Linked DNA regions of Homo sapiens: region 2 is linked to region 1. A link is a contact called in ENCODE Hi-C or POLR2A ChIA-PET data. All regions are on one chromosome and are shown on one strand. The core of a region is the stretch at or near the end of the contact, and the rest is flanking DNA. Distances in the headings are between cores, read along the strand shown. Region 1 overlaps DYM (dymeclin). Region 2 overlaps DYM (dymeclin).

Region 1 (5,129 bases), core at 719-3,218:
AATCCAGACGTCTTGAATTTTCCCTCCATGATACCATTCATAGCCTAAATGGGAGAGGTACATGGTAGTCTTAAAAGTTTACACTTCGTTTTCATGGTATTTATTGAAATTTCAAGTAATTGATCAGTGCGACAGTTGCCATGGGGAGCATGAAATGCCAGCTGCCTACTGCTCTTCTGCCTTCCAGCCTGTCTAGGCTGAGGAGAGGAAGACAGCAGATGTCATGGTGGTGTGCCTGGTGCAGCTTCAGCTGTCAGACTAGGAACAATGGGGCAGGGCGACTCCTGGGCCACTACCAAACCCCCCGCCCCAGTTAACATATGGGGCAAGTGGGAATGAGCATGACTCCCAGCTCCCTTGCCCTGGCTCTTTCTGGCCCCATCGTGCCACAGGCCTGCCTGGGAAACACTGTGCATGCTCGTCTGTGGCCCTGCCTGAGCCAGCCCCTGAGCAGTGTCCACGAGAGACCTGGGCTCAAGGAGCAGCAGTCTGCAGAGGTGAAGTCCTTCCTCTCTGCGGTCTCTTTGTCTGATTGGTCAGCATCACTGCTTTGCCACCTCTGAATGTACTTTCCCTCTATCCTGCCCATGGTGTTATTGCTAGTTCATAAAGTTGTAAACTGTGAAACTGCTCCCTTCATAAGAAAATTACCAAAAAAAAAGTTCAGATCACATGGATTTATACCAGTGCAGTTAAATTTCTAGCCTGCCCAAGGCCAGATCAAGACCCTATTTTGGATATGGTGAGCCAGGTTTTACATTGCTAACACACTGAGATATGAAACTTACGACCTATGCCTTTTTGTACAGGAAAGGGTAAAAGCAGGAATTGGCCCAGGCCATGGCTCATACCTGTAGTCCCAGCACTTTGGGAGGCTGAGATGGGCAACAGATCTCTTGAGCCCCAGAATTCAAGACCAGCCTGGACAATGTGGCAAAAACATGTCTTTACAAAAAATACAAAAATGACCCAGGTGTGGCCGGGCGCGGTGGCTCACGCCTGTAATCGCAGCACTTTGGGAGGCCAAGGTGGGCGGATCATGAGGTCAGGAGATCGAGACCATCCTGGCTAACATGGTGAAACCCCGTCTCTACTAAAAATACAAAAAAAAAAAAAAAATTACCCAGTTGTGGTGGCATGCGCCTGTAGTCCCTGCTACTAGGGAGTCTAAAGTGGGAGGATCGCTTGAGCCTGGGAGGTTGAGGCTACAGTGAGCCGAGATCACACCAATGCACTCCAGCCTGGCCAACAGAGTGAGACTCTGTCTTTAAAAATAATAATAAAATAAATAAAGCAGGAATCATGAATGAAAAAGAATAGGCTTTTATTAATGGAGATTCAATCTTTGTTTCAGCTTACAAATACGAATATTTTTACACTCATTAGCCCTCTGTGAAGATTCTCCTCTCCTCAGTGGCATGTAGCCTGAGAGCCAAATCCTGTTTGATTTCTGATCACATCACCTGTCCCTTGCTTATTAGCTTTCTCTACTTTGGTTTTGGAAAACAGAGTTTCAAGTATTCTCTTTCTTTTCTACTCTGACAGTGTCAATGAAAATGGCCTGTCTTCAGTGGCTTTTAGGGGCTCTGTGGCAATGCTAGCAGAAAGCAGGGCCTGAGCCCATTTGGTGGCTCTTGAGTCTCTGAGTTGTCTGAAGAGTCCTGCCTCCATTTCAGGAAAGTGGGAGCAGAGGGTGACAGCTGAAGAGACAGGAACGACTTGAGAAACCCCAAAGTTTCCTTCAGCCTGCACCTCCCCCAGCCCCCTCATTACTCACTTCCCCTAGCCAGGCTCACGTGGCTGCTGGGCTGAGTCGCCTCAGCTGCCGTGGCAGTGTCACCACCTCCATCCTCACTGGCCAGCAGCGGGAAGCCGTTGTTCCATTAGAGTCAGCCGCTGGTTGCTTGTTCATCTTTTGGTGTGAGCCCTCCCAGGATATTTCCTGGAACGCTGGAGGGAAACATTTCTTCACCCAGCCTTTCCAGGCTTCAGCTCATCGTAGTCTTTGCCTTCCCATTCTCACGAAGGCGGGGAGACCTTTGTCCAAGAAAGGGAATTCAGGTTACTCACCCACAGCATGCTGCTGTGCTTTCGTTTAGCATTCTGCCCATTTGGCCCTCGGCATTTTGGGAAGCTCTGCAGCTTGGCCTGGGGCTACTAATGGGCAGGATCCCACCCAATCTGTTGAGAACCTCAAAGACAGCATCACTGCTGTGGGTTAGGAAGGACTCTTGGCACCTCGTATTCAGATTCTGTCTCTCATTAGTATCATCATCTTTGAAGACAGACAGCAGAATTCTCCACTTTTGCCCCCATCTCCTACCTTGGAATCAAAATATTCTCCTTCTCCCAGCCTCCTAAGTAGGAATTGATTTGCATCAGGCAGTTTGACTCAGTAATGCAGTCAGCCTTCCTGAGGAGTTGACGCGTAGGCAACTTCACCTGGTGCCCCGCAGCTGATGGCTTTTAGATCACGAGTCTCTGTCCTCCATCTGTCCCCTCGACTCTAGGCTTCCCAGGTGAACAGGCTTCCCTCAAGGCTGCCTCCGTGCCTCCACCCACCTCTCCAAACTTACCTCTAGCCACACCTCACTGCAGATCGGCCCCAGAAGGGTGCTGTCAGCCTCTGTCTGCTCCAGAGGGTCCCTCCACATGCAGTTCCAGCAACCCCCACCCCAGCCCTGTCTCCACAAGTCACAACCCTGCCCACACACCAAGGCAGCAGGAGAGTCTGTACCTTCCCACCAGCCCCCAGAAAAGAGAGAGAAATTGAAAACCGAAGATTAAGTTTCTCTCCTTTCTGTGAATCCCCTTAGCCTGGGTCTGTGACAGAGGTCCTACCAGGGACATTTGCTCAAGATTCAGACTCAAGGGGGCTTCCAGTTCTAGCCAATGATACGATGGTTTGTGGAGAGCTTGTCCCGAGCATGGGGCTCCACTTTATATCCTCCATGTTTTCCCGAAGAGTCTTTTCGCCCTTACTTACAAAAACTGTTAGTGTCACTTGTGGACACTCCACAGTGGTGAAACCATTTCCTGAGCTCAGGATCCGTGTCTGCCAACCTTGTAAGTGCCCCTCTTGGGTGGTAACTTAGTGCCCAGAGACCCCCTGCCCAAGTCCCTCTGTGTCGCCAGCCATGGTGTTCCTAGATATGCCATGTGTTGCAACTGTCTTTTGAGCCACTCTCATGATGGGCTTCTTAATTTTAACTTTGTGTTTCTTAACTTGTAACTTCTAATAAGTGGTCCTTTATAATTTCCTATATTTTAAATTTAGTTCTGGCCCAGCACAGTGGCTCACGCCTGTAATTCCTGCACTTTGGGAGGCCAAGGCGGGCAGATCACCTGAGGTCAGGAGTTCAAGACCAGCCTGGCCAACATGGTGAAACCCTATCTCTACTAAAAATACAACAAATTAGCCGGGCGTAGTGGCATGCCCCTCTAATCCCAGCTACTTGAGAGGCTGAGGCAGGAGAATCACTTAAACCCGGGAGGCAGAGGTTGCAGTGAGCCGAGATCGCACCACTGCACTCCAGCTTGGGTGACACAGCAAGACTCCGTCTCAATAAAGAAACAAATAAAGTTCTTCATTAATTGTAAAATTAACATAAAATGAAACTTTTCCACATTCATTGCTGATGTTATTCATAGACCAGTGCTTATCTTCTTTTTGTTAAATTATAATATTTCATAGATTTGTCACTCCCTCCATTACACTTGGAAGAGCCTGCACTTCAGTCTTGATCAACAATTTAGCTGAACTGATGATTCATTATTTCTCCCAGAGTTTGCTGTCCAAGCCCACGTAAAACCTCCTGGCCCCAGTATTCGCCAGAACTACCTGGGAGAGCATCGTCCGGGAGCACCACCCACCTCCCATCCTGGGTCATGCTCCCCGCTTGTTCTTGTTTCCTCCCGCTAACTGACGCACCCTGTTCAAGGAGCAGAAGTTATTCCTCTCTTTCCTCTACAGCCAAGCAAATGCCTCCTGTTTAGCTGAAGCCCACCAACATTTGGTTTAAGGACTTATCATTGATGAACTAAAGTTACACAGCAATAGGATATGGAGGAGGAATGATAGTGAGGCTACGTAATCCCCAAATTTATCCTTCACCCCCAGAATTAAAAAAAGAATGTAAATGCGTCCTCTGCTATTTTACGACAGGATCTCCAAACCTGTGTAGTTTTCATCTGAGCAGGACTGCCCACCACAAGCCCTGCACGTGCTGTCTGTAGTCACTAACCCATCACTCCCGACCTGCGCCATCTGCCAACAGTTACTGGTCTGCCTTGCGACCAGCAATCTCCCATTTCCTTGTCTATTCAGAGGCTTAATATGGTCTTGAATTTTTTTTTTCAATCTGCTATGTAGCTATTGGATTTTAAATTGTATTAGACTCTGGACCTGTGCCAGGTGCTTGCTAGAGTTTCTGATGCTATCTTATATCATCTTTAGGTGGAAGGGGGAAAACGCCATTCAACTTTCGTGGTAATAAAATTATTGCAGTTGTGCCCTCCATCTGTTCACTGAACTTCCTGTGGGTTTTCACCAGATCACATGACTGACAGCAGAGATGGCTTTCAGGCTTTTGGTCTGCTTGTTGCACCCAAGTCTCAACCACCAAACCAGACCCTTGCTTTGTCTCTGAGCTGGGCGTCCGGATGTCCCACTGTGGTAGGTTGACTCACTGGAGCTGATAAAAACATTCCAGCCAAACTTGAGAGTCTAGCATTACCTCTGGCTCCAAAAATCAAAACAACAGGATTGCTGTAAGTAGCTTTGGATTGAGACCAAGCTACAAGCTTGAGGGATGAGTTTTCTCTCTTTGTTGAGCTGTGTCACAGGACAAGTATCTCGGAAAGAGAAGCGTGAAAGCCAGGGGCTCCTCACCAAAGTAGCCTGAGCTTGAGATAACCAGTGCCCTGCCCTGTGCCAGCCAGTTCTAGCTGAATTCCTGCCATGACTATGAGATCCAAGCCCCCGATCCTTCCCAGGCACCTCCTCTGCCTTCCCAGAGCTTTAGTCTAAGTCCTCAAAGCACGTTGACCTGAGAGTCACTAGCTAGAGCCCAAAGGGGTTCTTAGAAGCCCAAGGGAGGGAAGATGTGGGCAGAGAAGAGCCAGACGGA
Region 2 (5,129 bases), core at 1,951-4,450, 38 kb before region 1:
AGGTGATCTCCTTCTTTAGCTCAAGGTTGCTGCAAGCTGGAGCTGAGCTGTCAGTGGAACGGGTCCTGGAAATCATTAAGCAAGGCGTCGTTGCGCTGCCCAAAGACAGACTGAAGGTAAGAAGGCTAAAGAAATGTCCACTTGACACTGCCGTGTCCCTTGATGTAAATGTTAGTGTCTTAGCAGACCCTATCCAGAATCATGCTGCTTATCCAGTACATAGACTAGAAGGGCTCCTCAGAACTGTGACAAAGGTTTCTGACAGCTTTTCAAAAGAAGCATTAATACTTTCATGCCACTGCATATCCTACAAGTAGCCATGGCATGCACTATAATTCATATACTGTTAATAAAAGGACACCTTATTTTTTTAACCCAGTGAAACAAATTCGGCCTTAAGAGTATCATCAAGAGTTAATGGGAAGGTGATGATGAAGATGATCACAAGAGTAGCTAATATTTCCATAGTGTGACTCAGTGCCACACAGGTTCTAAATGTGTTATATCAAGCTCATTCAGTCCCTACCACAGCCCTTTGCGGTGGGTAGTGGTATCATCCTAATTTTTCAGATGAGGAAACTGATGTACAGTGAGGTTAAGAAACTTAGCCAAAGCCATACAACTGGAAAATGATGGAGCCTGCAGATTGAAACCCAGGAAGTCTATCTCCAGTGCCCACATTCATAATTGCTGCACTGTTTACTGTGTGCCTGGGATGTAATAGTGGAAAGAGATGCACTTCGTGGAGAAGGTGGGGGAAGTGCTGTATTTGAAGAAGGCATTTACATCTGTTTGATAGATGTATTCCTGAAGCAGTCTCACAATATAAAACTCATACTTCAAGACTAATTATCCCATAAGAAAAAGATGTAAAGAAGATCCTTTGGGGAATGCATGAATGTACAGCATTGCAGCTTACTTTTACTTTACTGTTCTTTTTAGTTTTTTCTTCATTAGCTCTAATTTTTTAGAGTGCTTTCACCTAAATTACCAACACAGGAGGTCATAGTGGATATTTGGCCTTCATAGTGTTTTGTCACAGTTCACGTCTGTTCCAGTGTTGTTACTGTTTTTGGGGGCTATGTTTTTCAGCACTATCACTAGAACCACTGCTTAATGAATGCTTGAGAGATATTGTTGTAGGATATAAAAATATTTTCAATTATAATAACAGAGTTTGTAAAATAACAGCACATTAGTCATCATAATCATTTACTGAAGTTCCACTGTACATAAACAACAGGGAGATTCACACGGTACTGTGCAAAGATGGCAAATGTTCTGTTTATCAGCCAAAGTGGCACCACCATGTGGTAATAGCATAAAAACAGGTTAGAGTTCACTGGGCCCTCCAGCTTGGATGTGTTCCTATTCCAGATAATTTTTTTAAATATAGAGAATTCATATTGTTTCCATTTTTACATAAAGTAAGACCTTGGTTTGTTGGTTGGTTTGGGGGTATTTTTGTGGGATTTTTTTGAACTATTTCAAATTTATGTAAACTATACCATGTGAACCAGTACAAAAAAATCTATGAAGATTAAAGTGGCTACTCCCAGGAAGTGATGGATCTTGGTGTGTAAGCTCAGTCAAGAACAAAGTAGAAATATCGAGGCTGCCAAAAAAGGACACTGCAATGGAGTCTGGGGAAGGTTAATCTTGTAGTTCACTGTAATACTTACCTTAAAGCAAAATGAATTACAGTGTGCAGGCTAAGTGCTGGAATGTTAATATTTGTTCATTTATTATACTATATTCAAAAATAAAATGTCATTTATATTTGAGACAGTGACATATAAACAAAAATGTAACTCTTTTCGTTTTTCAGAATTATGGCTAAATAGAGAAAATAATTGATCTATGGTGGGTCCCAGGCAAGTTGACTCTGATTTAGAGCAAGATCCTATTGAGGCCAAGGTCATGGGTAAATTTCTTAAGAGGGCCAGTTAATTTGGTTCTGGAACATAGCAAGAAGTTGTACTCCTGACCTCAGCTTGCCAACTCACTTCATGGTTGCAAAAGGATAGAAGATGGATGATTCAGTTTAAAAACAAAACAAAAAAAAAAAAACACTATCACCAGTACTAGAAAAGATTACATTTACTAAAATTACATTTACCCACAGATGGTGAGTCATCCTAGTTGGTTTAAATGATAGCATATTATTACCACAGATGTTACTAGAAATAAAAGGCTGTTTATCCTTACAATCAAGCCTTATCTCAATTATTTTAATCATCTTTTTGGATTGAGTGTTTATAATAAAATGAGTCACTTAAAATCTCTAGAGTTTAATTCACAGAATACCACGGTATCTAAAGTTGATTCAAAATTCAAGCTGTGTTGAGTAATGTTTACATGATACTACATGACAGCACATTATAGTCTTTGGAGTAGTTTACTAATATATACTGATAAAATAATTGTCGGGTGTGTAATAATAGTTTCATACATGATATTGATGTAAAAGAGTTGGTTTCAAATTGGAAATGCTGTCTTAATAAGCCCTCTATGAAAATGTGGAATAATATATACTAATTGATTTGTTGTTTCTTAAAATATATAAATTAAACACTTAGAAACTCAGAATTCTTTACTACTACCTTCTGGGTTGTTAAGAGGATCACAGCGCCCCTTACTCATGAAAAATTCACCAGCTAATGTCAGCTGAAGCCGATGAGCCAAAAGTTTTAGAACTTTCCCTTGCATTGTAGAATTGAAGCCAACTTTGTAGAAGTAGTATTCTTCCAATTTTGGGCAAGTAAACAGTAAGATCTGGAAGCCCATGGAAGAGTAATTGACTTCCAACCAAATAAAATATTTTTCAATCAAATATTATTTGACATAGCCTTCTAAAATATTTGTGTAATATCCTATGTGGGAATGCATACTATTTGGATAAATCTGTCTATATAGTTAAACAACTTGGCTGTTCAGAGTAAATAGTATTAATATCATTCTAAACATTCTCTTCTTACTGGTATTCTGTGAAGTCTGGGAAAGGCAATACCAGGTAATTATTTTTTCCGGAGCCTCCTGCTTAAACAGAGACCTAAAGAACAGGCTCTGAAATCCTGAGTCACTTATTTCTCCTTTAGGATTTGGAAGGAAATAAATAAAGTTAGTATGTCCTCTGGGAGCCGACTTAGAAGCCGCAGCTCAAAGCTCTCACTGTCTGTATCCACAACAGGGCATGTTCCTGGCTCGCATTTTGCTTACTGTGGAGCAATTTGAATGTCATGGTGATGGGTCAGAATTCTTCCAGATCCGTGCGTGTTCTCATACCACTACCACCTCAGATTTTATTATGTTGGGCTCTCAAGTCCCCTCTTTTCTTCAGTTTAGTGAATTATCTATGTCATTTGAGGATTAAGAATTTTACTGTATTTAGTGTTTGAAAACTAGGTAGTGCTTTTCAAGGGGAATTAACCAGAAGATAACTTATCTTTTAGTGTAAATAAGAAAGTGTGGAATAATATGTTATTGACATTAACCAAACTTCATTTACTCAAGACACTTGATAAGTCATAGGAATTAAAAGTAATTACCAGTTTCACACTAAATGATTTTTAAAGCCTTTATTTTATATCCACTTTTTAGAATACTTTCATGGTTGTTTTTAGTTGCATAAAGAAAAATATAAAAAATCATATCAACTAACTTGCTTAAAACCTTTCACTTTGCTCCTATTCAGGGGTCTCTTCCCTATCTCACCCTAAGCATCTTTCGTTTCTTTGTCAGTTCTCTATCCCCAGAGCAGATTCCTGAGTGCTGTACTGGGAGGGCCCCTTGGGGTCCCACAGGAACAACCCCCATGTGTCCACAGTCACTCTCTTCTGCCTCCCCACACATCCACACTCCTCGTGTATCTCTACCTGTGGAAATATGAATAGCCAGCATCCTCCCTCTAACTCAAAAGTACTGTTAGATCCCAAACCCTAGAAATTCTCATTTCTCAAGTCATTCCTTTCCCTCCACGTTGCCGCCCTCCCATGTGGCTGCTCCACATTTCTCCCACAGTCTATTGCTATAAACTCCTAATTGGGGTCTCCACTTCCACATCCTTCTTCCTCCCCAGGTGTTCTTAGCCCTGTTGCCACCCTTACACCCTGCTCTGATCCAGCACACAAGGCACTTCATGGCCTAACTCCTGACTTAAGTTGTGTTCTTTTTCCTCCTACGGATCCTGTGCTCCAACGCTGTCAGCCGCTGGCCGATCGTCAGGTGGACAGAGTCCTTGCATGCCAGGCCTTTGTGTATGCAGCTTCTGGGTTCTCACAGTTTCATGGCTTGTCTGTCAGGTGAGCCGATCATGCTCCCCGCTTTCTATGAAGCCCACTCTGATTCACCCACGCACACTCGGTGGTTTTCTCCACATTCCTATGGCACACGTATGTCCCTCCATTATAGCAAAACCATCCCCCAGCACACCCATCTCATTCAATACATATTCGTGGGGTAAATTAACTTCACCCTGCCTCTGGATTCCTATTTCTCTCCTTCTTCTCAGCCAAAATCTTGATTTCTCCTTTGGTCCTTCAACTCTCCTTATTCACTGCACAGCATTAGTGCAGAACATTAAAGGAGGGACTCCCAGTGAGGAGTGAGGCTTTTCTCCATGGCTTGCTGTCCCAAGGACCTCTCAGCCCAGGCTCTCTGGTGGAAGACTAAGGGTCTCTTACCGCTAAGCTTTCCCTGCTAGTTGGTTTTCCTGTATTTGGCCCTTCTCCTTCTACCACCCTTCTCCTTCTGTCCCCAGATTTGCTTCTCAGGATGTATGCACCCACCTGTCCCTTTACATTAATTTGCATCATCATCATCATCACCGATATCACCTATAATATACAAGCAAAGCATCTCTTACAAATGTGGTTTGTTTCTTCCTACTGCAGCTCGTTATTTTACCCCCACTTTGACCACAACATTGCTAGGACGTTGGGGAAACAGAAGTGTGTAAGACACCACCTCTGCCCTCAGAAAAATGTATCATCTTTCAGGAGAGAAAGGCACCCCCTTGCGTTGCAGAGCTGAGTAGAGCAGGGCACTTTACGCTGCGTGTAAAATGAATGGTGTAGAAGTTAAGTTCTGGAAGAAGGAGTGGAGACACTGCTGGGAAGAACTAGTCAGGG

Evidence for each region. Hi-C counts contacts between places; a loop is a spot of excess contacts on that map. ChIA-PET counts read pairs that join two places held with the same protein, here RNA polymerase II (POLR2A). Pooled maps may share reads with other maps.
Region 2: a loop to region 1 is called in a map of ascending aorta, with 2.1 times the contacts of the local background. The contact joins two enhancer-like sites. A Hi-C loop is called at or near these places in 2 of 168 maps with a recorded cell type or tissue (ascending aorta and posterior cingulate gyrus), 1 of 37 single-sample maps with no recorded cell type and 3 of 50 pooled maps. POLR2A ChIA-PET finds 5 or more read pairs at or near these places in 5 of 52 experiments (AG04450, GM12878, MCF 10A and 2 more).

What each region holds. Positions count from the first base shown.
Region 1 is chr18:49,052,695-49,057,823 of GRCh38, reverse strand. All of the region lies in intron 17 of DYM (dymeclin), which reads left to right. Among named protein-coding and RNA genes, the nearest start is that of MIR4744, 5.5 kb to the right of the region's middle. Within about 2 kb of position 1,968, at least 12 of the 41 ENCODE cell types and tissues checked have a DNase peak (open chromatin) inside an H3K27ac peak, as active enhancers do.
Region 2 is chr18:49,092,389-49,097,517 of GRCh38, reverse strand. It overlaps DYM (dymeclin), which reads left to right. Exons shown (of 18, transcript NM_001353214.3): 17 at 3-116. Among named protein-coding and RNA genes, the nearest start is that of MIR4744, 45 kb to the right of the region's middle. Within about 2 kb of position 3,200, at least 3 of the 41 ENCODE cell types and tissues checked have a DNase peak (open chromatin) inside an H3K27ac peak, as active enhancers do.